Regions from separate parts of the Homo sapiens genome. Here region 2 is linked to region 1. A link is an interaction called in ENCODE POLR2A ChIA-PET data of the cell type or tissue named here. Cell type or tissue: PC-9. All regions are shown on one strand. Each heading gives the region's core, and the rest is flanking DNA. Links, peaks and the distances in the headings are about the cores only.

The links. ChIA-PET counts read pairs that join two places held together with the same protein. Peaks named below come from ENCODE experiments on the same cell type or tissue, not always from the same donor. Only the 100,000 strongest peaks of a DNase experiment are listed, where the experiment ranks them.
Region 2: POLR2A ChIA-PET joins it to region 1 with 22 read pairs; 3 of 35 experiments call an interaction of 5 or more read pairs at or near these places.

What each region holds. Positions count from the first base shown.
Region 1 is chr19:14,363,140-14,378,041 of GRCh38, forward strand. It overlaps LINC01841 (long intergenic non-protein coding RNA 1841), which reads right to left and starts at 851. Exons shown (of 4, transcript NR_134908.1): 1 at 733-851. RefSeq lists enhancers at 3,478-3,772, 7,654-7,723 and a silencer at 3,635-3,724. In PC-9, for the core only: no CTCF peak of the experiment used is centred there; no DNase peak of the experiment used is centred there.
Region 2 is chr19:14,248,267-14,263,168 of GRCh38, forward strand. No RefSeq gene overlaps it. Among named protein-coding and RNA genes, the nearest start is that of ADGRL1, 50 kb to the left of the region's middle. RefSeq lists silencers at 1-9, 110-159, 11,928-12,128, 14,177-14,377 and an enhancer at 1,486-2,003. In PC-9, for the core only: no CTCF peak of the experiment used is centred there; a DNase peak (open chromatin) is centred at 8,055.

The DNA of each region.
Region 1 (14,902 bases), core at 3,854-11,853:
AGATCGCGCCACTGCACTCCAGCCTGGGTGACAGAGCAAGACTCCGTCTCAAAAAAAAAAGAAAAAAGAAAAAAAAGGAAGGAACAAGGCTCAGAGAGGTCCAAGGAGTTGCCCTGGCGGTCCGGGGCCACAGTGGCCTTCATCCCCAGCTGAGATGTGTCCCCAGTCTAAGGCCACTCAGAGCCAGGCACCTTCTCCGGCTGCCTCCCAATCCCCGCCCCCCGCTTCCGTCCCAGCACCCTCACCCCGCCCCCGGGCCCCTTTGTCCTCCTCTTCGTCTTATTTCCAGAATTTCTCCTCCCTAGGGAATCCAGTCCATGTGCTTTTGATTCCTTTGTCCTGAACTCATGCGGCATGAGCACCCCTGAAGCCTTATGTGGAAAAATTTGGAGGCTGGGGGTGGGGAGGGGGTCACATTCCTCCCGGGGGTACAGAGCTACGTCGGCATCTCCAGGGCCCCCCAGCAGCAAGCAGGCATCCTCCCAGGCCAGGCCAGACCGGACGCTGCCCAACACAGGCTTTCTTTGGGGCTTGGCCGGCGCCCGACTACAGCCCCGGCTCCAGCTGCCCTGCCTGTCCCCCGCCCCCACGCCTCCCGTCCCAACCTCCCACACGTTTCCTCCTAGAAGCCCAGACCCGTGGGACTTGGCCTCCCCCGCGCCTTCCCTCTCTACTCAGCTCTGCAGCTCCTGTAGGCCTCCTCCCCGGGTGATCACAGAAGGACCAGCTCACCTTAGCGGGACAGGCAGGGCATGGGCGTGGCCAGAGCCTCGGGCAGGCATCCCAGGCTCCCTGGTGTCTCTCTCATCCGCTGGCCTCTGTGCCCTCTTCTCTTCCCCACCCCCGCTCGTGGCCCCTCCTGCCTCTCCATCGCAAAGTCCCCAGAGGAGTCTCCTTAATCACTTGCTTTTGACTGAATCCTGACCACCTGGACCCTGATCTAGCTACTGAGGAGATAAAGTAACCAACACTTAAAAGCTAACCTTCAGGCATTCTGGGAGGCTGAGACTGACGGATCACTTGAGGTCAGGAGTTCAAGACCAGCCTGGCCAACAAGATGAAACCTCGTCTCTACTAAAAATACAAAAAAATTAGCTGGCGTAGTGGCGGATGCCTGTAATCCCAGCTACTGCGGAGGCTGAGGCAGGAGAATCGCTTGAACTTGGGAGGTGGAGATTGCAGTGAGCTGAGATCGTGCCACTGCACTCCAGCCTGGGCAACAAAGCAAGACTCCGTCTCAAAAAATAAAAATTAGCTGGGTGTGGGGCCGGGCTTGGTGGCTCAAGCCTGTAATCCCAGCACTTTGGGAGGCCGAGGCAGGCGGATCACCTGAGGTCAGAAGTTCAAGACCAGCCTGGCCAACATGGTGAAACCCCGTCTCTACTAAAAATACAAAAAAAAATTAGCCAGGCGTGGTGGCGCATGCCTGTAATTCCAGCTACTCGGGAGGCTGAGGCAGGAGAATCAGTTGAACCTGGGAGGCAGACGTTGCAGTGAGCCGAGATCATGCCACTGCACTCCAGCCTGGGTGACAGAGCGACACCCTGTCTTAAAAGAAAAAAAATAGCTGGCTGTGGTGGCATGTGACTGTAGTCCCAGCCACAAGGGAGGCTGAGGTGGGAGGATTGCTTGAGCCCGGGAGTTCAAGGCTGCAGTAAGCTATGACTGCACTGCTGCACTCCACCCTGGCTGAGACCTTGACTCAGCAACAATGAAAAAGTGACAGGGCCAGGACTTGACCCCTGACCATTTTGTTCTACAGCCTTTCATGGGAAAGACAGATGAGTTTTCGACCTTCCAGAGCCTTTGATCCAGAGGAGAGAGGCAGGAAATAGCAAATGGATAAGAATATGCCATTCGGTGACTAGGGCAATGGAGATTGCAAAAGATGGTGGCTGGGAAATGGGGCTTGTGTCGGGGGTCCCTGAGACCACCCTCAGGGTCAATAATTTGCTGAGATTGATAGATCCCAGAAAAGTGGTGTTACTCCCAGTTATGGTTTATTACAGTGAAAGTTACAGATGAAAATCAGCAAAGAGGCCAGGCTTGGTGGCTCATGCCTGTAACCCCAGCACTTTGGGAGGCCCAGACAGGCAGATCATTTGAGGTCATGAGTTCAAGACCAGCCTGACCAACATGGTGAAACCCCATCTCTACTAAAAATACAAAAATTAGCCAGGTGTGGCAGGGGGCTCCTGTAATCCCAGCTACTTGGGAGGCTGAGACAGGAGGATCACCTGGACCTGGGAGGCAGAGGTTGTAGCGAGCCGAGATCCTGCCATTGCACTCCAGTCTAAGCAACAAGAGCAAAACTCCATCTCGAAAAAAAAAAAAAAACTAGGAATACTAGAGGAGAGGAGGTGAGGCAGACAGGCTCCAAGACTCCTCCATGATTCCCACCTCCTGATGTCTGCACTCTGTGTGATCCCTCGAGTGTGAGCTGGACCCAATAACTTGCTTCTAACAATAGACTAGGACAATGTATGCCAGGAGCAGTGGCTCACGCCCATAATCTCAGCACTTTGGGAGGCTGAGACAGAGGGATCACTTGAGCCCAGGAGTTCAAGACCAGTCTGGGCAACATAGCAAGACCCCATCTCTATAAAAATTCAAGCATTAGCTGGGTGTGGTGGTGCACACCTGTAGTCCCAGCTACTCGGGAGGCTGAGGTGGGAGGATTGCTTGTGCTCAGGAGGTCAATGCTGCAGTGAGCTATGATTGTGCCACTGCACTCCAGCCTGGGTGACAGAGTGAGACCTTGTCTCTCTCATATATGTGTATATATATATACATATATTTTTTTTTTGAGATGGAGTCTCATTCTGTTGCCCAGGCTGGAGTGCAGTGCAGTGGTATGATCTCTACTCACTCCAACCTCCGCCTCCTGGGTTCAAGCGATTCTCGTGCGTCAGCCTTCCAAGTAGCTGGAATTACAGGTGTGCAGTATCACGACCTGCTAATTTTTTGTACTTTTAGCAGAGATGGGGTTTCACCATGTTGGCCAGGCTGGTCTCGAACTCCTGGTCTCAAGCAATCCACCTGCATCGGCTTCCCAAAGTGTTGGGATTACAGGTGTGAGCCACCGCGCCTGACCTATGTGTATATATATACATATCTATAGATAGATAGATAGATAGATAGATAGATAGATAGATAGATAGATTTAATGTTACCATTTTATTCATCATGGTTTTGCATTAATCTTGACTTTTACAAAATATCACAATAAAATAATATTTATGAGTTCAGGACAAAGTTCTTGAGTTCTTTGACACCCCCTGAAATTTTGTTCCCAAGTCAAGCATCCACCTTGCCTCTCATTCCAGCCCTACAGCTTAATGATATGAGACCATCGTCATGCACAAGACAGGACTGGATGAGTGACATCTACAGATTCTGCTGCCACACTGGACTCAAGGCAGGTTCAGTTCTGCTGCAGTAACAAGCCAGGGAAAAAAATGAGCCAGGCATGGTGGCACACACCTGTAGTCCCAGCTACTTTAAGCCCCAAATCTCAGGAGCTTAAAACATCAGAGGTTTCACTTTTCACTCAGCCAGCATCTGGCATGTTGCCCGTTGCCAAGGCAGAAGAAAAAGAACATATAGCATGCTCTGCAGCAGCTCTTAAAGCCTCTGCCCAGAAGTGACACAAGTCAAACCTGCTCACATGCCATTGGTCAGAGCAAGTCACGTGGCCACACAAGTGGGTGGAGCAATGCCTTCCTACCTTGTACCTGGAGGGAGAAAGAGCTGGAATATTGGTGAATCGCTCAGTGATCATAGCAGTGTCCCTGGGTGAGGTCCAGAGGGCAGCTGTATGTCTGGAGGTAGACAGGGAGGTCCAGGTGGAGACATGTAAGAGGCTTTGGGATATAATTGGTATTGACTTCTTGGAGGGCCTGATCACCCCCTACTATGGAGGACACATGGGGGTCACCTGCCAGGACCCACAGGATGGGAATCCTGCCCCAGTCTCCTCTGAGACTGGATTTTTTTTTTTTTTTGATTTTTTTTTTGAGACAGGATCTCGCCGAAGTACAGTGGTGCAACCATATAGTTCGCTGCAGCCTCAACCTCTTGGGCTCAAGCAATCCTCCTGCCTCAGCCTCCCGAGTAGCTGGGACCAGAGTCATGTGCCATCAGGCCTGGGTAATTTTTAAACTTTTTTTGTAGAGATGGGGGTGCGGGTCTCGCTATGTTGCCCTAGCTGGTCTTGAACTCCTGGCCTTAAGCGATCCTCCTGCCTCGTCCTGCCAAAGCGAGCCACCGTGCCTGTCCTTCAGCCTGGATAAAATTTGTGGTGAAATACACATGACATGAAATGTTCTATCTTAACCATTTTAAGTGTACAGTTCAGTTACATTAAGAAAATTGTCAGGCCGGGCGTGGGGGCTCATGCCTGTAATCCCAGCACTTTGGGAGGCTGAGATGGACAGATCACTTGAAGTCAGAAGTTCAAGACCAGCCTGACCAATATGGTGAAACCCCGTCTGTCCTAAAAATACAAAAATTGGCCAGGCACGGTGGTGTGAACCTGTAGTCCCAGCTACTGGGAGGCTGAGACAAGAGAATCACTTGAACCCAGGAGACAGAGGTTGCAGAGAGCCAAGATTGAGCCACTGTACTCCGGCCTGGGCAACAGAGTGAGACTCAGTCTCAAAAAGAAAAGAAAATTCTCAGTTGGGCACAGTGGCTCACACGTGTAATCCCAGCACTTTGGGAGGCTGAGGTGGGCAGATCATCTGAGATCAGGAGTTTGAGACCAGCCTGGCCAACATGGTGACACCCTGGCTGTACTAAAAATACAAAAATTAGCCAGGAATGGTTGTGCACACCTGTAATCCCAGCTACTTGGGAGGCTGAGGCACGAGAATCACTTGAACCCAGGAGGCAGAGGTTGCAGTGAGCCCAGATTGTGCCACTGCACTGCGGCCTGGGCAACAGAGTAAGACCCCGTCTCAAAACAAAACAAAACAAAAACCAGAAAAAATAAATTCTCATAGTTGCCACTGACACCATCATTCATCTCCAGAACTTTTTCATCTTGCAAAACTAAAACTGTATCCACAAAACAACTCCCCGTTCCTCCTCCCTCCAGTTCCTGGAAACCACAATTCTACTTTCTGTTTCTATGAATTTGACAAGTTTAGTTACTTCCTGTAAATGTGATCATACGGTATTTGTTCTTTTGTGGCAGGTTTATTTCACTTAGCATAATGCCCTCAGGGTGCATTCATGTTATATGTACGAGAATTTCCTTCCTCTTTAAGGCTGAGTAATATTCCACTGTATAGATAGACCACATTTTGTTTATCCATTCATCTATCCATGGAGACTGGTTGCTTTCAACTTTTGGCTATTTTAGCTAATGCTGCCGTGAACATAGGTGTACAGATGTCTCTTTGAACTTTGCTTTCAATTCGGGTGTCTATGCAGAAGTAGAATTGATGGATCATATGACAATTCTATGTTTAATTTTTTTTTTTTTTTTGAGATGGAGTCTTGCTCTGTCACCCAGGCTGGAGTGCAGTGGCGCGATCTCCGCTCACTGCAACCTCCACCTCCCGGGTTCAAGCGATTCTCCTGCCTCAGCCTCTCGAGTAGCTGGGATTAGAGGCAGCTGCCACCACACCCGGCTAATCTTTGTATTGTTGTCCAGGCTGGTCTCAAACTCCTGACCTCAAATGGTCCACCCACCTCGGCCTCTCAAAGTGCTGGGATTACAGGCATGAGCCACCATGCCTGGCCTCTATGTTTAATTTTTTTAGGACTCTCCATACTGTTTTCCACAGTGGCTGCACCATTTTACATTGTCACCAGCAGCCCACAATGGTTTCAATTTATGGGGTTTTGTTTTGTTTTGCTTTTTTTTTTTTTTTTTTTTGGACAGGGTCTCACTCTGTTGCCCAGGCTGGAGTGCAATGGTGCAATCATAGCTCACTGCAGCCTTGACCTCCTGGGATCAAGCGATCCTCTTGCCTCGGCCTCCCAAGTAGTTGGGACTACAGGTGCATGCCACCATGCTCAGCTAATTTTTAAATATTTTTAGAAATGAAGTCTTCCTTTGTTGCCCAGGCTGGTCTTGAACTCCTGGCCCAACTGATCCTCTCTCCTTGGCCTCCCAAAGCATTGGGATAACAGTTGTGAGCTACCACTTCTAACCTATTTTCTGTTTTTTTGATAGTAGCCATCCTAATGGGTGTTAGGTAGTATCTCACTGTGGTTTTTATTTGTTTATTCATTTATTTATAGAGATGGAGTCTTGCTATGTTGCCCAGGCTGGTCTCAAACTCCTGGCCTCAAGTGATCCTCCCACCTCGGCCTCCCAAAGTGCTGGAATTACAGGCGTGAGCCACCGCACCTGGCCTGTGGTTTTGATTTGCATTTCCCTAATGATTGGTGACTTTGAGTATCTTTTCATAGGCCTATTGGACATTTGTCTGGCCTGGAATTTTAACAACTCTGTTTCAAAGGAAGCACAGAGTGTGGGTGTCAATCTCCTTGCCAATGTCAGGGCCGCCTGACCTCGTGGATAGCAGGCAGCCCAGAGCTGGCTCCTCGGGCCGGACAGAAGCTGGGCATGAGAGGCTGTCGTGGGAGTGACAATTCCACTAGGGGAATGCCAGATTGCCACTGAACTTTGTCACTAAGACCCACACCAAAGGCCCCAGAAAGCCCCAGTGACACTTTTGCCCCTAGATAGGAGGGTACCGACAGGAAATGCTGTCAGAAAAATGCCTCCTTGTACACTCAAAAATGGCTTTTGCCGTCTGCCCAGAGGGGCCCCTCTCCCCCTGACTCACCGTAGCAGCGCGTGGAGGACAATTTTGGCTGTGACAACGTCACGCCCGCTGCGGGGAGTTGATCTGCAAGCCACAAACGTCATTCATTCCTCTCCACCTCCAGGATTTGGAACATCTCCCCGGACCACAGATTTTTCCTTCAATCAACTTGCTTTTCCTTTAAAAAAAAAAAAAAAACTTAAATGAATTTATTTGGGAAGGAACTTTTATGCCACCACCACAAAAGGAAACAAAAGGAAACCAGGGCCATTTCCATAAGTAGAAAGCAACAGCAAAAGGACCTATATTTGTAGGGGTGGGGGTGAAATTAAACTTGCTTCCTGCTGTCGCCTGGTTGAAGCCTCAAGAGCCGGGACTAGGGTAGGGAGAGGGAGGTGCCCAGGCGTAGAATATAATGAGTCGCTCACTCGCAGGACCCTGGGATCCACAGCCTCACCCTCCAGTGAAGCTCTGGATCAAAGAGACTGCTCTTTTTGTTTAAAAAAAAAAATTGAAAGGAGACAAAAAGGGAAAGAAATAGGCCAGGCGCAGTGGCTCACGCCTGTAATCCCAACAGTTTGGGAGGCAGAGGCGGGAGGATCGCTAGAGCTCAGGAGTCCAAGACCAGCCTGGGCAACATAATGAGACCCCTGTCTCATTATAAAAAAGTAAAGAAAAAAAATGGGGAAGGAAATTAAAAACCGAAAGCGACGACTGAAGTGTTTAGAGGTGTCAGAGATATAGCTGTGAAAAACTCAGACTTCTTTTTTTTTTTTTTTTTTTTTTTGAGACAGAGTTTCGCTCTGTCGCCCAAGCTGGAGAGCAGTGGCGTCATCTCGGCTCACTGCAACCTCTCTGCCTCCCAGGTTCAAGCAATTCTCCTGCCTCAGCCTCCTGAGTAGCTGGGATTACAGGCATGCGCCACCATGCCCGGCTAATTTTTGCACTTTTAGTAGAGGCAGGATTTCACCATGTTGGCCAGACTGGTCTCAAACGCCTGACCTCAAGTAATCCACCTACCTCAGCCTTCCAAAGTGCTAGGATTACAAGCATAAGCCACCATGCCTGGTCTATTTTATTTATGTATTTATTTTATTTTATTTTTTTGAGACAGAGTCTCACTCTGTCACCCTGGCTGCAGTGCAGTGGTGCGATTTCGGCTCACTGCCACCTCTGCCTCCTAGGCTCAAGTGATCCTCCCACCTCTGCCTCCCAAGTTGCTGAGACTACAGGTGCACACTACCATGCCCAGCTAATTTGTGGAGTTTTTGTAGAGATGAGGTCTCGATATGTAGCCCAGGCTGCTCTTGAACTGCTGGACTCAAGCAATCTTCCTGCCTCGGTCTCCCAAAGTGCTGGGAATACAGGCATGAGCCACTGCACCCGGCCTGTTTTTTTTTTTTGTTTTTGTTTTTTTTTTTTATGGAGGTGAGATTGACATGACATAAAATAGACCCTTTTAAAGTGCATGGTTCAGCGCCATTTAGTACATTCACTACGTTGAGCAACCATCACCTCTATCTAGTTCCAGAATGTTTTCAACACCGCAAAAGGAAACCCCGTCCTCATTACCACTCATTCCTCATTCCTCCTCCCCAGCCCCTGGCAACCACCAATCTGTTTTCTGGCTATGAATTTGCCTATTCTGGACATTTCATATAAATGGAATCGTGCACTATGTGACCTTCTGTGTCTGGCTTCTCTCACTCAGTATCATGTTTTCAAGGTTCATCCACCCTGTAGCATGGATCAGAGCCTCGTTCCTTTTTATGGTTGAATTAAAAATCGCTTTTTATGGTAATTGTGAACCGTGCTGCTATGAACATGGGTGTATAAGTATCTGTTTGAGGTCAGGCACAGTGGCTCATGCCTGGAATCCCAGCGCTTTGGGAGGCTGAGGTGGGCAGATCATTTGAGGTCAGGAGTTTGAGACCAGCCTGACCAACACGGTGCAACCCTCTCTCTACTAAAATACAAAAATTAGCCGGGCATGGTGGTGGGTGCCTGTAATCTCAGCTACTCGGGAGGCTGAGGCAGGAGAATCACTTGAACCCAGGAGGTGGAGGTTGCAATGAGCTGAGATCGCGCCACTGCACTCCAGCCTGGACAAGAGTGAGACTCCATCTCAAAAAATAAAATAAACATAAGTATCCATTTGAGTGTCTGCCTTCAGTTTTCTCAGGTGTATACTCAGGAGCAGAATGGCTGGATCACAGGGTCACTCTACACGTAACTTTTTGAGGAGCCGCAAACTGTTTTCTATGCCTGGAAAGAAGTGAAAGGGAGACCTCCATCCAAGGGACAGAGCCCTGGGGATGGGTTGATTCTCACCAATGCTTTCCCATCGCTTCTTTCTGGGACTGGCTGGGACCGTCAGTGCCATCTGTGGCCCTATTTCTCGGGAACCCACAAGCCCACAACAGAAGAGGCCCAGAGGCATGCGGAGGGGTTGACCCGGGTGGGCACCCAGCCTGAATAAGCCCCCTTCCTCCCCTGGCCTTCCCCACCCATCGAAAGTCAAGGGAAGGATTCTGAGACCCCCGTCCTCACAGTGCCCCCCAGAAGCCTGACCCCATCCTTATCGGGACATCAGCACCACCCCGCTCAGAAGACTTTGCAAAATGGGGAAGACACTGAGAGCTGCAAGAAAGTGACAAAAATGCCACCAAGTGTCACACAGCGTTCCCAGCTCAGGGCTTCTTGTTGGCTGCCACCAGTTCCCCACCCCCACAGCCACCCCTGAGCTGTTCCCCTCCCCCACCCTACTCTCCTTTGCTTCCTCTAAACGCTTCTCCTTAAAACCTTTAAACATTTTAAAATTCTTTTTTAAATATTTGTATAGAGCCTCAGGTTTATAGAATAAATGAAACAATGCAATTCTTGGGACCATCGGTCTATCCATGATCAGCTTTATTTTACTTACTTATTTACTGAGACAGAGTCTCACTCTGTGGCCCAGGCTGGAGTGCAGTGGTGAGATCATAGCTCACTGCAACCTCAAACTCCCAGGCTCAAGAGATTCTCCCACCTCAGCCCCCTGAGCAGCTGGGATTACAGGCACGTGCCACCACTCCTGGCTAATTTTTGCATTTTTTGTAGAGACTGGGTTTTACCATGTTGCCCAGGCTGGTCTAGAATTCCTGGGCTCAAGGGATCCTCCCGCCTCAGCCTCCCAAAGCGCTGAGATCACAGGCATGAGCCACTCTCCCTGGCGCATTTTATCTTCCTTGATACAAACTCTTTTCAGAATTCTCTGTTTTTGCTTTGGTCTCTGATAAAATCACGTCTGAATATAACCGCAAAACACCACATGCCTGCGTTACATGGCGTTATGTTAAACAGCCATCATTTTGGCTGGGTGCAGTGATCCATGCCCATCTCTACTAAAAATACAAAAAAATTAGCCGGGCGTGGTGGTGCGCGCCTGTAATCCCAGCCACTTGGGAGGCTGAGGCAGGAGAATGGCTTGAACCGGGGGGCGGAGGTTGCAGTGAGCCGAGATTGTGCCACTGCACTCCACACTCCAGTCTGTCGACAGAGCAAGAGACTCTGTCTCAAAAACACACACACACACACACACAAAACAGCCATCATTTTAGGAAACGTTTATACCTGGAAACTTCTGTGTGTATTATTCACAATTTGCGGGAATAAAGAATTTTACTTTGCAAGAAAATATGTAAATTAAAAAATAAAAGGGAAGGAAGGCATACCCATGAGCCTCCCTCTTCACCAAGAACTGAGATATGACCTTGTTCCCATGCTCCCATGTTTATCTTGCTGATTACCACCACTCCGAATATTCTTTGCCCCTTATTCCTTTGCTCAGTTACTTAATTTTTTTTTTTTTTTTGAGACAGAGTCTTGCTCTGTCACCCAGGCTGGAGTGCAGTGGCGTGATCACAGCTCACTGCTGCCTCGAATTCCTGGCCTCAAGCCATCCTCCCACTTCAGCCTCCTGAGTAGCTGGGACTACAGGTGCGAGTCACCACACCTGGCAAATTTTTTATTTGTATTTTTGGAGAGATGGGGGTCTCACTATGTTGCCCAGGATGGTCTCGAACTCCTGGGCTCAAGCGATCCTCCCACCTTGGCCTCCCCAAGTAGCTGGGATTATAGGCATGAGCCACTGCGCCTGGCCCAGCCTTGTTTATTTTTATTTATTTATTTATTTTATTATTATTGTTTTTTTTTGACACGGAGTCTTGCTCTGTCACCCAGGCTGGAGTGCGGTGGCGCTATCTCAGCTCACTGCAACCTCCGCCTCCTGGGTTCAAGTGATTTTCTGACCTCAGGCTCCTGAGTAGCTGGGATTACAGGTGCCTGCCACCACACCTGGCTAACTTTCATACTTTTAGTAGAGATGGGGTTTCACCGTGTTGGCCAGGCTGGTCTTGAACTCTTGACCTCAGGTGATCCGCCCGCCTCAGTCTCCCAAAGTGCTGGGAGGTTACAGGGGTGAGCCACTGAGCCCGGCCGCCTTGTTTATTTTTCAAAGTCTTCTTGCATATGTTTGTATCCTGAAACCAAATCTCGTTTTATGATCTTTGTGTCTGAGCTTTTTCGCAAGGTGGCTTTTTCCTATGGGGCTTTGGAGACTTTTTCAAGATTCTACTGTGGAATCTGTCACGCTGCAATTTAAGATTTTTTTCTCCTGACTTCACTAAGTTTTTAAATTGAAGAAAGAGGTGTGGCTAGGCATGGTGGCATGCACCTGTAACCCCAGCATTTTGGGAGGCTGAGGTGGGCGGATCACTTGAGGGTCAGGAGATCGAGACCAGCCTAGCCAACATGGTGAAACTCCATCTCTACTAAAAATACAAAAATTAGCCAGGCGTGGTGGCGTGTGCCTGTAATCCCAGCTTCTAGGGAGGTTGAGGCAGGAGAATTGCTTGAACTCAGGAGGCGGAGGTTGCAGTGAGCCGAGATCTCGCCACTGCACTCTAGTTCGGGCAACAGAGCAAGACTCTGTCCCCTGCCCCCCCTCAAAAAATTGCACACCCCTGGAGTTATTTTTTCACAGCTGTATAATATTCCAAGTGCTTTATAAAGTTACCGCTGAGGAAGTGCTAGGGTTTTATTAATGACTTAATGACCATCATGTTCATAGATTGCTTTGAAGGATTAATGATGCCCTTTTAAGCATTTCACCCTTTTCTTCCTCCTTACTGCCCCAAATCTTGGTGATCTCTGGGAGGGGCCAAGACTGGGGACACTTTTGGGCCCAGCTGCCCATGAGGACCCCACTTCTGCTTCGGCCACTTCTGCTCAGCTATCCTCGAGGTTGCTTATATACCATCTATTTATAACCCCGCCCCCCCACCCCACGTCACCCGCCCCCTGCCAGGGCAACCAGTGAACTCAGTGTCCATGGGGAAGGGGAAGTGGGTTACTAGGTGCTAGAGTTTGTTTGGGGTTTGGGGGTGCCTCTGCTGCTTCCTGAAGGGCTTCATTTCCTAGAAGCTGAGAACACTGAGCTGACAGATCAACCCCCCTTCCTTCCCACAGTGGGTCATGGGGCCAAGGAGGAAGAAGAGGAACCAGGTGCTGGCACCCCAGGTCGCAAACACATGCACTCCCCCTCAGCCCCGGAGCACGGGGCCTCGTTGCCTTGTCCCTCTGAGCCATCGCGGCCTCTCGCTTCTGCCCTCTTTATGTTTGGGCTCCTCCTGGACTTCCCTTCAGCACCAGAGACCCCTGCAGCCCAGACCCCAGGAGACTAAGAGGCCTGGGTGGTCTCTGGGATGGGCGGGGAGGCACACATGTGCAGGACTGGCTCTTCCCCACTCTGCTCCAGGGCCGAGGCCCCAAATAGCTGGACTTCTATATTTAGAAGCTGGCTCAGCAGCACCAGGGAACTATAAATACAGCCCAGATCAGTGCAGCCTCCAAAATCCCCAGGCCAGGCTGGGATGAGTAGGGAGCAAGGAGTTAGGGAGATGTCAGTGGGGCCAGATGGGGTCTGCAGTGAGGGCCCCCTGGGCCAGGTGCACACTGACAGGCCAGGCTCCCGGAAACCCAGGTGTTCAGCCTGCTGGAGGAGACAAACAGACCATAGTGGGACCTGCCCCCGGTGGGGGATCAGGGTTGGCCAGCGGGCTTCCCACCCTCTTTCCCGTTCTCTGGGGCTTCCTGGCACAGGGACAGCTGTCTGGTCTCACAATAGCTGCGCCGCCCTCCTGGAGCCAGCTGCGGGGCTCATCCGTGTGGGGGCTGCCCGGCCCCTTCCTCTGCCATTGTCTCCCAGCCAGGGGGCATCCTGTTATGCCCCCCTCCACCCGGAGACCCCATCTGACCCCCCGCCTCAGCCCAGGCTTGTGCGGGTGCTGGGCAAGGGCTGGCGGCATAAGAAGCCGGGGAGTGGGGCGTTGGGGTCTCCTGGTGTCCCTCCCTGTTGCAGAGGGCAGCAAAGAGACAGTTCACCCCGCTCTGGGATCATCCTAACCGCGGCTCCTGTTGTTTATTGAGCGTCCATGCCCACCTACACTTCTGCAATGCGTTCCCTCCAGTCTGGTCCTCACGGGCACCTGGAGAAGTTCTGACCATTTCACAGATCGGGAAACTGAGGCCCGGAAAGGCCACATCACCTGCCTGAGACCACACAGCCCAAAAGGGAGCTCTGGGCGTGGTGGCTTATGCCTGTAATCCCAGTACTTTTGGAGGCTGAGGAGGGTGGATCACCTGAGGTCAGGAGTTCGAGACCAGCCTGGCCAACATGGGGAAACCCCGTCTCTATCAAAAATACAAAAAAATTAGCCTGGTGCGGTGGCAGGCGCCTGTAATCCCAGCTTACTCAGGAGGCTGAGGCAGGAGAATCGCTTGAACCCGGGAGGCGGAGGTTGCAGTGAACCAAGATCGCGCCACTGCACTCCAGCCTGGGCAACAAGAGCGAAACTCCATCTAAAAAAAAAAAAAAAAAAGTAAAAAAAGTTAGCCAGGCATGGCGGCACGTGCCTGTATTCCCAGCTACTTGGGAGGCTGAGGCGGGAGGGTGGCATGAGTCCAGGAGGTGCAGTCTGCCTCAAGCCATAATTGTGCCACTGAGTTCCAGCCTGGGCAACAGAGACCCTGTCTCTAAAATAATAATAATAAATTAGGCTGGGCGTGGTGGCTCACGCCTGTAATCCCAACAGTTTGGGAGGCCGAGGCAGTCGGATCACCTGAGGTCGGGAGTTCGAGACCAGTCTGACTAACATGGAGAAATCCCATCTCTACTAAAAATACAAAAAAAAAAAAAAAAAAAAGAATTAGCCGGGTGCGGTGTCAGATGCCTGTAATCCCAGCTTACTCGGGAGGCTGAGGCAGGAGAATCACTTGAACCCAGGAGGTGGAGGGTGCAGTGAGTCGAGATCGCACCATTGGACTCCAGCCTGGGCAATAAGAGTGAAACTCCGTCTCAAAAAAAATTATACTAATATATTATAATTATATTATAATAATTATTATATTATATAATATAATTATTATTATTATATTATATAATATAATTATTATAATTATATTATAATAATTATTATATTATATAATATAATTATTACTATATTATATAATATATTATAATGTTACATATTATATATTATAATTATTATACGATTATAATAATTATTAGATTATATAATTATACGATTATAATTCTTAGATTATATAATTATTATTATATGACTATAATTCTTAGATTATATAATAATTATATTATATAATAATTATTATACTATAATTATATTATATAATAATTATTATACATAATAATTCTATTATATAATTATTATCATACTATAATAATTATATAATATAATTATTTTATACTATAATAATTATATTATATAATTATTATTATACTATAATAATTATATTATATAATTATTATTATACTATAATAATTATTATTGTTGGTTGGATAATCTTGGGTTGCTTCTTTTTTTTTTTTTCTTTTTTTTGAGATGGAGTCTTGCTCTGTTGCCCGGGCTGGAGTGCAGTGGCGCGACCTCACGATCTCACGATCTCAGCTCACAGCAATCTACGTCTCCTGGGCTCAAGCAATTCTCCTGCCTCAGCTGCCCAAGCAGCTGGGATTACAGGCAATCTTGGGTTACTTCTGAGCTGAGCAACCTGGGGCCAGT
Region 2 (14,902 bases), core at 4,514-12,513, 110 kb before region 1:
GGGAGGCAAGCCAATGGGGTGCAGCGGCCTCCATGCCAGAAAATGGGGGCTCCCTGGATCATCTCCTCGGCGGGAGGGTGCACGGGGACCAGGAGAGAGAACCAAAGGACCCCGCTGGAGGGGGGCTTGGAGCCTAGAGACAGTTGAGGGGGTACTGTCTTCCCCTCTCTCCTGGCCACGCTGCCCGGTCGGCCTTTTTCTCCCCTTTCCCTCCCCTTTTGCCCCCACCCCCGCCTGCCCCCCTCCAGGCCCCAGCGCCCCCCACTCCCAACCCCCCGGCCTGCTCTCCTGCCTCCCCCGTGCCACCTCCTTGGGCTGCGTTTCTCTTCCCTCCTCCGAGTTCCAGGCCATCCCCTCTCCCCCTCCCCAGCCCGCCCTCCTCCTTCTGACTGGCTCCCGCCTCCCTAACGCTCTCTCAGCCTCCCAGCCCCCTCCTCCCTCCCTCTCTCTCTCCCTCTCTCCCTTTCCTTCCTTCATCCCAGCCTCTCTTCCCACCTTCCCCAGCAGGAGAGAGGGGGCCGCGCTCCCCCCAGCCCCTCCCCCTCTCTCCCTGGGGCCGCCGCCATCTTGCAGGATGCTGGGGAGGGAGCCGCGTGCAGGCCATGGAAACAATGCATCTTTTATGAAGCGATCCCCGCTCCTCGCCTGGAAACCTTGCATTAATGCGGCATTGATTTCCCTCGTAATAGAGGGGGCTCTCCCGCGCCCCCAACCCGAGGGGCGCAAGAAGGGAGGGGGCCAGTTTCGGGGGCGAGGAGGGAAAAGTGGAGGGTGATGGAGTCATCGCTCCGGGCTCCCAGCTCTGCAGCCGGCGCCCTCCCCGCGCCCCGCCTGGAGACCCCCACCCCACCCCGCAGGTGGAGGTTCCCAGAGTGGGGGAGGGGTTCCGGCGCGAGGCCCTCTAGTAACTTCTGGGCTGAGACCCAGCCACAGAGTCCCGGCCGATGGGATCCCCACCCCCCTATTCTCAGCCCTGGCATTGGCCAGAAAGGGCGCAGGAGACCCTCGGCTGCCCCTGGGGCCCGCTGTCTGCGGCCAGGTCCTCTGGGACACGTGTCCCCCCCTCCCCCCAGAACCCTCCGAGGTTCCCCAGCTCCTCCAAGCCCTGTTTCCTTCCCCTCTTCCATCTTGCCGCCTCACTCCCATCCTTACAGCTCCTGCCTTCCTCGTCCTCTCCTGGCTCCCCCCTTCCCCTTCCCTGCTGCCTGCCCCCTCCCTCCACACCCCCTTCCCTGCGTGCTAATGGCCCGGTGGCAGGCGGCTCCGTGGCTGTTTCCGGGGGAGGCGGGTTTGCAGCCAGGGGAGATGTTGGAGCGGTTTGAGGAAGAAGAATTATACATACATAAATCTGGGATAATGACGGTGTTGCTAATGGGGCGGGCGGCGGCAGCTCCCGGCAGTGCCCCCCCACAAACACACACCCCATCACACACACTCAGGGACCAGCCTGGCTTCCTGACGCGTTTGAGGGTCCGTGGGCCCCGATCATCTCCTTGACTGGCCCTGAAACATCCCTGCTGCAGATACGGGGTCCATGCTCATTTGTGACATCAATGAAACATCCCCCTCCAGCCCCCCAATTCAATTTGCGGCTTGCCACTTTGCTTGCCCTGTGGCCTAGGGGTGAGTAGTTACCCCAGCAGGACAGGTGTGTTCACTTGGGTCTTATTACCCCACCACCAGCCTGGACCCCCCACTCCTCTAGGTTTTCTGAGGTCACACCACCCACCACATGACATCTTTTGCATAACTGAAGGAAGGTCAGACGGATTTTCTTACCCTTTCTCCATTTCATAGCTGTGTGACCTTAGGCAAATTACTTAACCTCTCTGAGATTCAGTTCTCTCTACTTGTAATTTGGGAATAATTATGTTCAAAGAACCTGAGGCTGAGGTGGGAGGATCACTTGAGGCAAGGAGTTGGAGACCAGCCTGGGCAACATAGCGAAACCCCTGTCTCAAATTAAAAAAAAAATTTTTTTGAAAAAATTAGTCAAGGGCCAGGCACAGTGGCTCACACCTGTAATCCCAGCACTTTGGGAGGCCAAGGCAGGTGGATCACTTGAGGTCAGGAGTTCAAGACCAGCCTGGCCAACATGGCGAAACCCTGTCTCTACTAAAAAAAAAAAAAGTACAAAAATTAGCCGGTGTGGTGGTGCATGCCTGTCATCCCAGCTACTCGGGAGGCTGAGGCACGAGAATCCCTTGAACCGGGAGGCGGAGGTTGCAGTGAGCGGAGGTCGCACCACTGCACTCCAGCCTGGGCAACAGAGCAAGACCCTGTCCCTAAAAAAAAAAAAAAAAGAGAACGTGAATTCACCCACTTCTTTCCACTTTTGTGCTTCCCAACTCCTTCATCACTTGCCTGGATTTACTGAGGTTGCCTTGGCCACAGGCTCCTGGCTTCTGCCCTGGCCTCCATCCGTCCTTACCACAGCCCAGAGGTATCTTTGAAAAGACAAGGAAGTTCACGTTTTCCTTCTATTGAGAACGCTGCAATGCACCGCCATGGCTCTTAGATTAAGACCGAAATCCCTCACTCAACCTCCTTGGGATTCCTCTCTCCATCGCTAAGTCCACTCCAGCTACACTGAGCCTTTGCACTGGTTGTTCCCACTTCCTGCAACACCCTTCCCCCTAGATCTCACATGGCCAACCAGCTCTGCCTTCTTCTTCACGCCTCAGCTCCATGTCACCACCCCTAGTCAATCTCCATTAACTCTCTGATATCGCTTACTTATTTGTTTTCATGACCATTCCCTCCTGGAATAACATCTCTCTCTCTCTCTCTCTTTTCCTTCCTTCCTTTTTCCCTCCCTCCTTCCTTCCTTTCTTGCTTCCTTCCTTTTTTGTTTTTTTTGACAGAGTCTCGCTCTGAACACCCAGGCTGGAGTGCAAAGGCACGATCTTGGCTCATTGCAACCTCTGCGATTCTCCTGCCTCAGCCTCCCCAGTAGGTGGGATTACAGGCATGGCTGTACACTCAGCTAAATTTTGTGATTTTAGTAGAGACAGGGTTTCACCATGTTGGCCAGGGTGGTCTTGAACTCCTGACCTCAGGTGATCCGCCCGCCTCAGCCTCTCAAAGTGCTGGGATTACAGGCATGAGCCACTGAGCCAAGCTGTTTCTTTCTTTTTTGAGATGGTGTCTCACTCTATCACCCAGGCTGGGGTGCAGCAGCGTGATCTCGGCTCACTGTAACCTCCACCGTGTTCAAGTGATTCTCCTGCCTCAGCCTCCCAAGTAGCTGGGACAATAGGCAGGTGCCACCATTCCCGGCTAATCTTTGTATTTTTAATAGAGACAGGTTTTCACCATGTTGGCCAGGCTGGTCTTGAACTCCTGACCTCAAGTGATCTGTTTGTCTCGGCCTCAAGTGATCTGTTCATCTCGGCCTCCCAAAGTGCTGGGATTACAGGTGTGAGCCACCGCACCTGGCCAAAATTTATAAACCTTGACTCTTATTCTCGGTGTGTCCCACAATACCTGGCACCTACTAGATTTTCAAATATGTGTTGACTGAGTGAATTAAATAAATAACGTTGTGACTATGTAAGGATATAAGTGATGTAAAGTTCTTGGCAGGTCACCAGCATTCAATAAACCAAGATGCTGGGCACAGTGGCTCACGCCTGTAACCCCAGCATGTTGGGAGGCCAAGGCAGGAGGATAGTTTGAACCAGGGGTTCAAGAGCAGCCTGGACAACAAAGCGAGACCCTGTCTCTACAAAAATTACAAAAAAATTAGCTGGGTGTGATAGTGTATACCTGTGGTCCCAGCTATTCGAGAGGCTGAGGTGGGAGGATCACTTGAGCCTGGGCGGTTGAGGCTGCAGTGAGCCAGGTTCCTGCGATCCAGCCTGAGTTACTGAGTGAGACCCTGTCCACATCCCCACAAGAGGTAAACTTATGTTCATCAAAAGACATGTACAAGGATGTTCATAGCTGCTTTATCTACAATAACCATTCACTGCAAACAACTCAAATATCTATCAGCAGTAAGATAAATACATTGTGATACATCTCCACAATGGATTATTATACAACCAAGAAAAAGAACAGGAAAGCAGACATGACAATAGATTCTCACAGATACAATGTTGCGTAAAAGCAAGACGACAAACCATGTATTTCCACTTACACAAAGTTCAGGGGTAGGCAAAACTAATCTATGATGAAAATGTCAAATTGGAGGATACTGACTGAGAAAGAGCATTTGGGAATTTCCTGGAGGGACAATTATGTTCTTCTGGTCTGCATGGTGGATACACAGGTATACACGTGTAGAAATTCACCACGCTGAAATTTATGATTTGTGCACTTTACCATATTCATTAAAAAAAAAAAAAAAAAAAGGAAGCCAGTCATGATGGCTTGTGCCTGTAATCCAAGCTACTCAGGAGGCTGAGATGAGAGGATCGCTTGAGGCCAGGAGCTCGAGACCAGCTGGGTAATGTAGTGAGACCCTGTCTTCATTTAAAAAAAAAAAAAAAAAAAAGATTAGGCTGGGTGCAGTGGCTGTAATCCCAGCACTTTGGGAGGCCAAGGTGAGCAGATCACTTGAGGTCATGAGTTCGAGACTTGCCTTGCCAACATGGTGAAGCCCTGTCTCTACTAAAAATATAAAAATTAGCCAGGTTAGGCCAGGGATAGTGGCTTACGCCTGTAATCCCAGCATTTTGGAGGCCGAGGTGGGCGGATTATAAGGTCAGGAGTTTGAGACCAGCCAATATGGTGAAACTCCGTCTCTACTAAAAATACAAAAATTAGTCAGGTGTGGTGGTAGGCGCCTGCCTGTAGTCCCAGCTACTCGGGAGGCTGAGGCAGAAGAATTGCTTGAACCCGGGAAGCAGAGATTGCCGTAAGCTGAGATCGCGCCATTGCACTCCAGCCTGGGCGACAGAGGAAGACTCCGTCTCAAAAAGAAAAAAAAGTTAGCCAGGCATTGTGGAGGTTACCTGTAATCGCAGCTCCTCAGGAGGCTGAGGCAGGAGAATCACTTGAACCTGGGAGGTGGAGGTTGCAGTGAGCCAAGGTCACACCACTCCACTACAGCCTGGGTGACAGAGCGAGACTCCATCTCAAAATAATAATCATAATAATAATGAAAAGAAATGATGCTGGATGCAGTGGCTCATGCCTATAATCCCAACACTTTGGGAGGCCAAAGCAAGAGGATCACTTGAAGCCAGGAGTTTGAGACCAGCCTGGGCAATGTAGCAGGACCCTATCTCTACAAAAACATATATATTTTAAAAATTAGCCAGGTGTGGTGGTGCATGTCTGTAGTCCCAGCTACTCGCATGGCTGAGGCAGGAGGATCACCTCAGTCCAGTAATTTGAGGCTGCAGTAAGGTGTGATCACACCACTGGACTCCAGCCTGGGCAATAGAGCAAGACCCTATCTCAAAATAAAAGAATAAAATATACAATAAAAATAAAACAGAGCAAAGAGAATGTCCCCTAGAGCCATGTGTGATCCATACGCTTTGTGAATCCTGACACCTCCTCTCCTTCGAGGTTGTACAACTGTCTTCCAAAGTTGGAAAAAAAAAATGTTTAAAGCTGCCCAGATTCAGGAGGGAGGTCCAAGGGGTACCAGTGCCCTCCCCCATTTCCCAAGGACGACAAGGGTTGCCAGCCTCCCTTGGCCTTGGGGTGTGCGCAGCTCGGCGTGAGGGCCAGTGGTTGATCTTGAAGTTTCTTTCCTACTCCCTCATCCCTTTCCTGCCCAAGCTGTGGTCCCAGCTGACTCCCCTATCAGCGACTGCGAGTGAGTTCGGTTGTTATGGCAACGGGGCTGCGGAGATCCCCGGGAACCTGCTGGTCCGCCTCATTGCCTCACCGTATGGGGAGCTGCTTTTCCCCCTTAAAAATGAAACGGGAGTGGGATGGGGGAGGAACCCCCTTCTTCTGCTCTGGAATGAAATGCCTCCCTCACCTGCTTTGTCCCAAACCCCCGGTTTGGAGAGGAGGGTCTGGATGGGACCCAGACTGTGGATAAGGATGGAGGGAGGAGAACTCCTGCTCCCTGGGTTTTAGCAGCCTTCCCAGGTCCCACCGAACACGAGGAACACGGTCTTTCTCCAGCTCCAACTTTTCTCATCTGTCCATTCATTTTTTCCACAGGAGGCATGAGGAGGTGAGAGATGGAAAGAATGCTGCCTGTCATTTGGAGTCAGAAGGAAAAGAAGGTTGAGGGTCTGGCAGCTTTGCTCTAGTGGTTTTTTCCTGTTTCACCTTTTACAAAATCGAGATAATTGTTTCTACTTGGTAGCGATATTGTGAGGTGTAAAATGGATTAACACATGCAAAATGCTTAAAGCAACTTCTGGCATATGGCATATGGTGATCTCTCAACCAATCGATTGTTATTTTATTATTATTTTTTTGAGACGGAGTTTTGCTCTTGTTACCCAGGCTGGAGTGCAATGGTGTGATCTCGGCTCACTGCAACCTCTGTTTCCCGGATTCAAGCGATTTTCCTCCTTCTCCAGGTGTCCACCACCACGCCCAGCTAATTTTTTGTTGTTTTTTGTTTTGTTTTGTTTTGTTTGTTTGAGACAGAGTCTCGCTCTGTTGCCCAGGTTGGAGTGCAGTGGCGCGATCTCGGCTCACTGCAAGCTCTGTCTCCCAGGTTCATGCCATTCTCCTGGCTCAGCCTCCCCAGTAGCTGGGACTACAGGCGCCCGCCATCACGCCTGGCTAATTTTTGTATTTTTAGTAGAGATGGGGTTTCACCGTGTTAGCCAGGATGGTCTCCATCTCCTGACCTCGTGATCCGCCCACCTCGGCCTCCCAAAGTGCTGGGATTACAGGCGTGAGCCACCACGCCTGGACAATTTTTTGTATTTTTAGTAGAGACGGGGTTTCACCATGTCAGCCAGGCTGGTCTCAAACTCCTGACCTCAGGTGATCCACCCGCCTCAGCCTCCCAAAGTGCTGGAATTACAGGCGTGAACCACCGTGCCCAGCAGGGAGACCCTGTTTCTACAAGAAAAAATTTACTGTGATCCCAGCACTTTGGAAGGCCAAGGTGGGAGGATCACTTGAGCCTAGGAGTTCAAGTCCAGCCTGGGCAACATACATAGGGAGAACCCATCTCTTAAAAAAAGAAAAGAAGAAGAAAGAAGAAAGAAGAAGAAGAAGAAGAAGAAGAAGAAAGAAAAAGAAATAATTACATGTAACCCTACCAGCAGTTTTGTGGGATTGCTATGATCATACCCATTTCACAGATTAGGTAACTGAGGTTTTAGTGCCCTGGAGATGAAGGCATTCTCTAGTCTCCCAGAAGCCCTGGACTCTTGAACAACCCCAAATGCTAAACTCAGCAGTAAAATGGCTGGTGGCTCCTACCTGAGGGTTCACAGAGGGGCTGCCTGTGCTTGTCTCCCAGCCCTTTCTTCCTGTGTATTAAGAGGGTTGCAGCTACTTCAGGGCCAGCGTCTCCACAAGTCATCATGACGGCTTCCTGATCATGGCTCTCTCTCTCTCTTTTTTTTTTTTAAGACGAAGTCTCGCTCTGTCGCCCAGGCTGGAGTGCAGTGGCATGATCTCGGCTCACTGCAAGCTCCGCCTCCTGGGTTCACGCCATTCTCCTGCCTCAGCCTCCTGAGTAGCCAGGATTATAGGCCTGCGCCACTGTGGCCAGCTAGTTTTTTTGTATTTTTAGTAAAGATGGGGTTTCACTGTGTTGGTCAGGGTGGTCTCGAACTCCTGACCTCAAATGATCCACCTGCCTTGGCCTCCCAAAGTGTTGGGATTACAGGTGTGAGCCACTGCGCCTGGCCTGGAGATCTGTTTGTCATATTGGTGAACACTTTTAAACAACCAGATCTTGTGAGAACTCACTCACTATCACAAGCACAGCAAGGGAGGCCTCTGACCCCATGATCCAATCACCTCCCACCAGGCCCTTCCTCCAACACCAGGGATTACAATTCAACATAAGATTTGGGTGGGGGGGATACAAATCCAAACCATATCACAGGACCTGTGTTCCCACCTCCTAAACCTGGGTGGGACTTGTGACTGCTCCAACCAATGGAGTATGAAGGAATTGAGTCAATGAGGTTTTGAAGGTTGAGTCATAGAAGATGGCTTTCACCTGGCCTGTCTTTCTCCCTCTCTCTCTCTCTCTTTCTTCCCTCCCTCCCTCCCTCCCTCACTCCCTTCCTTCCTTCTTCCCTCCCTTCCTCACTTCCTCTCTCTCTCCCTCCCTCCCTCTCTCTTTCTCCCTTCCCTCGCCTCCCCTCGCCTCCCCTCCCCTCCTCTTCCTTTCTTCCTTTCTTCCCTGCTTGCTTGCTTGCTTGCTCGCTCTGCTGCCCAGGCTGGAGTGCGGTGGTGCCATCATAGCTCACTGCAGCCTCAAACTCCTGGGCACAAGTGATCCTCCCCAGCCTCCCCAGTGCCTGAGACTACAGGCACATGGTGCCTCATCTGCCTGATTTTTAAATTTTTTGTAGAAATGGGGTCTTGTGGCAGACGTGGTGGCTCACGCTTGTAATCCCAGCACTTTGGGAGGCTGAGGCAGGTGGATCACCTGAGGTCAGGAGTTTGAGACCAGCCTGGCTAACATGGTGAAACCCTGTCTCTACTAAAAATACAAAAATTAGTTGGCAGGGGTGGTGGGCGCCTGTAATCCCAGCTACTTGGGAGGCTGAAGCAGGAGAATCGCTTGAACCCGGGAGGCGGAGGTTGCAGTGAGTTGAGATTGTGCCACTGCACTCCTGCCTGGGCAACAAGAGTGAAACTCCGTCTCAAAAAAAAAATTTTTTTTTTTTGTAGAGATGGGCGTCTCCTTATGTTGCCCAGACTGGTCTTGAACTTTGAGCTTCAAATCCTGCCTCAGCCTCTAGAGTAGCTGGAATTGTAGGCAAGAGCCACTCTGTCTGGTGGTTTTTAACAGTTTTTTTTTTTTTTTTTTTTAAGAGACAGGGTCTCACCAGGCGCAGTGGCTCACGCCTGTAATCCCAGCACTTTGGGAGGCCAAGGCAGGTGGATCACCTGAGATCAGGAGTTCGAGACCAGCCTGACCAATATGGTGAAACCCTGTCTCTACTAAAAATACAAAAATTAGCTGGGCGTTGTGGCATGCACCTGTAGTCCCAGCTACTCTGGAGGCTGAGACAGGAGAATCGCTTGAACCTGGGAGGCAGAGGTTGTGGTGAGCCAAGATTGCACCACTGCGCTCTAGCCTGGGCAACAGCAAGACTCCATCTCAAAAAAAAAAAAAAAAAGAGAGACAGGGTCTCAATTTATTGCGCAGGCTGGAGTGCAGTGGTGCAATCATAGCTGCAGTCATAGCTCACTACAGCCTCAAACTCCTGGGCTCAAGGATCCTCCCAGCTCTTCTAAAATATTAGCCGGAGGGTGGGTAGCATGTACCAACTCTTGGGCTTAGTAATCCTCCTGCCTCAGACTTCCAAATCGCTGGGATTACAGGTGTGAACCACTGCACCTGGCCCTCTTGTTTCTAAGGATATCAGTCATTGGATTTAGGGCCTACCCTAAAATCCAAGATGTTCTGATAGTGAGATCTTTAACTTAATTCCATCTGCAAAGACCCTATTTCCAAATAAGGCCACATTCACAGATACCAAAGGTTACACATTTCTTCTTTCTTCTTCTTTCCTCCTCCTCCTCCCCTTCCCTTCCTTTTTTTTTTTTTTTTTTTTTTGAGACGGAGTCTCGCTCTGTCGCCCAGGCTGGAGTGCAGTGGCACAATCTTGGTTCACTGCAAGCTCTGCCTCCCGGGTTCACGCCATTCTCCTGCCTCAGCCTCCACAATAGCTGGGAATACAGGCGCCCGCCACCATGCCTGGCTAATTTTTTGTATTTTTTAGTAGAGATGAGGTTTCATCATGTTAGCCAGGATGGTCTCGATCTCCTGACCTCGTGATCCGCCTGCCTCGGCCTCCCAAAGTGCTGGGATTACAGGCGTGAGCCACCGCGCCCGGCCCCCTTTCTTCTTCTTTCTTCTTTTTTCCTTCCCCTTTCCCTTCTCCTCCTCCCCCGCCTCCCTCCCCTTCCCTTTCATCTTCTTTCTTCCTTCCCCTTCTTCTTCTCCTCCCCCTCCCCTTCCCTTTGTTCTTCTTCTTTCTTCTTTCTTCCTTTCCCTTCCCCCTGCTCCTCCTCCTGCTCTTCTTCTCTTTTCTTCTTTCTTTTCAGGCTCTTACCCTGTTGCCTAGGCTAGAGTGCAGTGGCACAATCATGTCTCACTGCAGCCTTGACCTCCCGGGCTCAGGTGATCCTCCTGCCTCAGCCTCCCAAGTAGCTGGGACTACAGGCATGTATCACCACACCTGGCTAATTTTTAAAATTTTTTTGTAGAGATGGGGTATTGCTATATTGCCCAGGCTGGTCTTGAACTCCTGGACTCAAAGGATCCTCCTGCCTCAGGCTCCCAAAGTGCTGGGATTACAGGCGTGAGCCACCGGGCCCGGCCCATACATATCTGCTTTGGGGCCACAATTCAACCTGCTACAATCACAATAGATGTTGTGATTTTTCCACCTCTTTCTCTTTTTTTGGACTTGTTTTTCATAGTCTGGGGCATAATTCATTTAAACCATTTTCTTTGATTGATGAACCGTACATTGTTGCCAACTCTTTGTTCTTTCCTAGTTTTTTGTCTGCACTGTATTGTACTGGAGAACAAATATTTCTCCAAGAAGTGTTCCCACTGGTGGAAGGACAGGCTGGTTTTTGGTTTTTGGGTGTTTTTTGAGACGGAGTTTCACTCTTGTCACCCAGGCTGGAGTGCAATGGCATGAGCTCAGCCCACTGCAACCTCTGCCTCTCGGGTTTAAATGATTCTCCTGCCTCAGCCTCCCGAGTAGCTGGGATTATAGGCGCCTGCCGCCATACCCGGCTAATTTTTGTATTTTTGGTAGAGACGGAGTTTCATCATGTTGGCCAGGCTGGTCTCAAACTCCTGACCTCAGGTGATCCGCCGGCCTTGGCTTCCCAGAGTGCTGGAATTACGGGTGTGAGCCATCTCATCCGGCTGATGGGCTGGTTTGGTTTTTTGTTGTTGTTGTTGTTGTTGTTGTTGAGACAGAGTCTTGCTCTGTCACCAGGCTGGAGTGCAGTGGCGTGATCTTAGCTAACTGCAACCTCCGCCTCCTGGGTTCAAGTGATTCTCCTGCCTCAGCCTCCCAAGTAGCTGGAACTACAGGTGTGCGCCACCACACCCAGCTAATTTTTGTATTTTTTAAGTAGAGACGGGTTTCACCATGTTGGCCAGGATGGTCTCAATTTCTTGACCTCAGGATCTGCCCACCTTGGCCTCCCAAAGTGCTGAGATTATGGGTGTGAGCCACCGCGCCCGGCCGATGGGCTGTTTTTGTGTTCTGGGTTGGGTAGGATAAGATAGTTCCCACTTGGCTTTCTAGATCCACTTTTCACGCGCCTCTACTTGGCTCTGGTTCTTTGGACAGATCTGGGGTTCCCTGGTCCTCTGCCTTCCATCTGGGGTCAGACAACTGAGAGGAGATGGATGGCAGGACGGGAGTGAATTCAGCTTCAAGCCTGTCCTGAGAACAGGTCACTCACCTGACCCAGAGCCATGGTTTCTGGGGATGGCAACATCTGCCCAGTGTCCCAGGGTGCTAGGGTTGTGATTGAAGCCTTTTAAAATTTTTATGTATTTAGTTAGTTATTGTTTGTTTGTTAGTTTGTTATTGACACAGAGTCTCACCCTGTCACCCAGGCTGGAGTGCAGCAGCAAAATCATGGCTCACTGCAGCCTCAACCTCCTGGGCTCAGGCGATCCTCCCACCTCAGCCTCCCGAGTAGCTGGGAGTACAGGTGCAGGTCACCACACCCAGCTAATTTTTTAATTTGTTTCTAGAGACGGGGTATTGCCACATCCAGGCTGGTCTTGAACTCCTGGACTCAAGGAGTGATCCGCCCGCCTCGGCCTCCCAGAGTGCTGAGATTATAGGAGTGAGCCACTGTGCCGGCCTTTGAAGCTTTTCCTGCAAATTCTCTTATCTTTATGACAGACCTCAGTCACCCACTGTGATTGCAGGATGCTTCCCATGGGGATCGTAACCAAAAAGCATTCTTCTCCAGGAGCTTTTCCTGATAGCAAATGCGTTAGATTTTGGGAACATCTAAAAATAACTTTTTCTTCTTTTTTGTTATTATAGGCAGGAAATACGCTATGTGTAAACCAGAAGACTATAAAGATCTCCACATTTCCAGCCCTGAGGAAACCACTGCTGATCTTTAGGTGTCTATCCTTTTTGTCTTTTTTTTTTTTTTGAGATGGTGTCTTGCTCTGTTGCCCAGGCTGGAGTGTAGTGGCGTGATCTCCGCTCACCGCAACCTCCGCCCCCCAGGTTCAAGTGATTCTCCTGCCTCAGCCTCCCGAGTAGCTGGGATTACAGGCGCCTGCCACCATGCCTGGATACTTTTTCCATTTTTAGTAGAGACGGGGTTTCACCATGTTGGCCAGGCTGGTCTCGAACGCCTGACCTCAGGTGATCCACCCGCCTCGGGCTCCCAAAGTGCTGGGATTACATGTGCCACCATGCCCACCCTTCTTTTTTTGTTTTTTGTTTTTTTGTTGTTGTTCTTGTTGTTTCTAAGACGGAGTCTCCCTGTCTGTCACCCAGGCTGGAGTGCAGTGGCGTGATCTTGGCTCACCACAACTTCTGCCTCCCGGATTCAAGCAATTCTCCTACCTCCGCCTCCCAAGTAGCTGGGACTACAGGCGACTGCCACCACAGCTAATTTTTGTATTTTTAATAGAGATGGAGTTTCACCATATTGGTCAGGATGGTCTCGATCTCCTGACCTCGTGGTCTGCCCGCCTCAGCCTCCCAAAGTGCTAAGATTACAGGCGTGAGCCACCGCGCCTGGCCATTTTTTTTGTTTGTTTTTTGTTTTTTTTGAGACAGAGTCTCCCACTGTCGCCCAGGCCGGAGTGCAATGGTGCCATCGCGGTTCATTGCAAGCTCCGCCTCCTGGGTTGACACCATTTTCCTGCCTCAGTCTCCCTAGTAGCTGGGACTACAGGCACCCGCCACCACGCCTGGCTAATTTTTTTTGTACTTTTAGTAGAGATGGGGTTTCACCATGTTAGCCAGGATGGTCTCTGTCTCCTGACCTCGTGATCCGCCTGCCTCGGCCTCCCAAAGTGCTGGGATTACAGGCGTGAGCCACCGCGCCTGGCCCCCCCCTTCTTTTTTTTTTTGAGATGGGGTCTTGCTCTGTTGCCCAGGCTGGGATGCAGTGGTGTGATCTCGGCTCACTGCAGCCTCCATCTTCCGGGTTCAAGGGATTCTCCTGCCTCAGCCTCCTGAGTAGCTGAGATTACAAGGGCGTGCCACCACACCTGGCTATTTTTTGCATTTTTTGTAGAGACGGGTTTCACTATGCTGGCCAGACTGGTCTTGAACTCCTGACCTCAGGTGATCTGCCTGCCTCAGCCTCCCAAAGTGCTGGGATTACAAGCCTGAGCTGCTGCAGCCAGCCTCCCTCTTGTCTTTCTCAGGACAGGGCTCTGGGATCAGACAGAGCCGGGCCTGAATGCCTGCCTGACCACGATATGCTCTGTGAGCTTGGGCAAGTGTCTCAACCTCTCTGAGCTTCAGTTTCCTCATTTATAAATGGTGTAAGCATAGTGCCAACTTTGTCAGATTGCTGGGTGTAAATGCCCTGAGGTTGATAAATGTCGGTTCCTACTATGTCACCAGGCTGGAGTGCAGTGGTGTTATAGCTAACTGCAGCCCCAAACTCTTGGGCTCAGACGATCCTCCCCGTCAGCCTCCCTAGTAGTAGTATGCCATGACTGTCTAATTTTTTTTTTTTTTTGAGATGGCGTCTCGCTCTGTCACCCAGGCTGGAGTGCACTGGCGCAATCTCAGCTCACTGCAAGCTCCGCCTCCTAGGTTCACGCCATTCTCCTGCCTCAGCCTCCCAAGTAGCTGGGACTACAGGCGCCCGCCACTACGCCCGGCTAATTTTTTTGTATTTTTTAGTAGAGACAGGGTTTCACCGTGTTAGCCAGGATGGTCTCAATCTCCTGACCTTGTGATCTGCCTGCCTCGGCCTCCCAAAGTGCTGGGATTACAGGCATGAGCCACCGCGTCCAGCCATGCCTGGCTAATTTTTTAAAAGGTTTGTTTTAGAGACGGGGTCTCGCTTTGTTGCCCAGGCTGGTCTCGAACTCCTGGTATCAAGTGATCCTCCTCCTCAGCCCCTCAAGTATCTGGGATTACAGGCACAAGCCACCACCCCGGCTACAGGAATGTTATATAACAGATGTTCAAATTCTTCTTCAGGCTTTCTATAGATAACAGGATTTCAGCCCCTCTTCTATGTGACCCAGGCCAAGTTTTGGTCTTGTTCCACAGTCCTAGAACCTGCCGTGTTTTTTTGTTTTGTTTTTTTTTTTTTGAGACGGAGTCTCGTTCTGTCGCCCAGGCTGGAGCGCAGTGGCACGATCTCGGCTCACTGCAAGCTCCGCCCCCCGAGTTCACACAGTTCTCCTGCCTCAGCCTCCGAGTAGCTGGGACTACAGGCACCCGCCACTATGCCTGGCTAATTTTTTTGTATTTTTAATAGAGACGGGGTTTCATACCTGCCATTGGTTTTTAAGATCTTATGTCTGGGCCAGGAATGGTGACTCACACATGTAATCCCAGCACTTTGGGAGGCCAAGGTGGGTGGATCACTGGAGGTCAAGAGTTTGAGACCAGCCTCGCCAACATGGTGAAACCTCATCTCTACTTAAAATACAAAAAGTAGCTGGGCAAGGTGGTGCACGCCTGTAATCCCAGCTACTTGGCAAACTGGGGCATGAGAATCACTTGAACCCGGGAGTTGGAGGTTGCAGTAAGCTGAGATCATGCCACTGCACTCCAGCCTGGGCAAGAGAGGGAGACCCTGT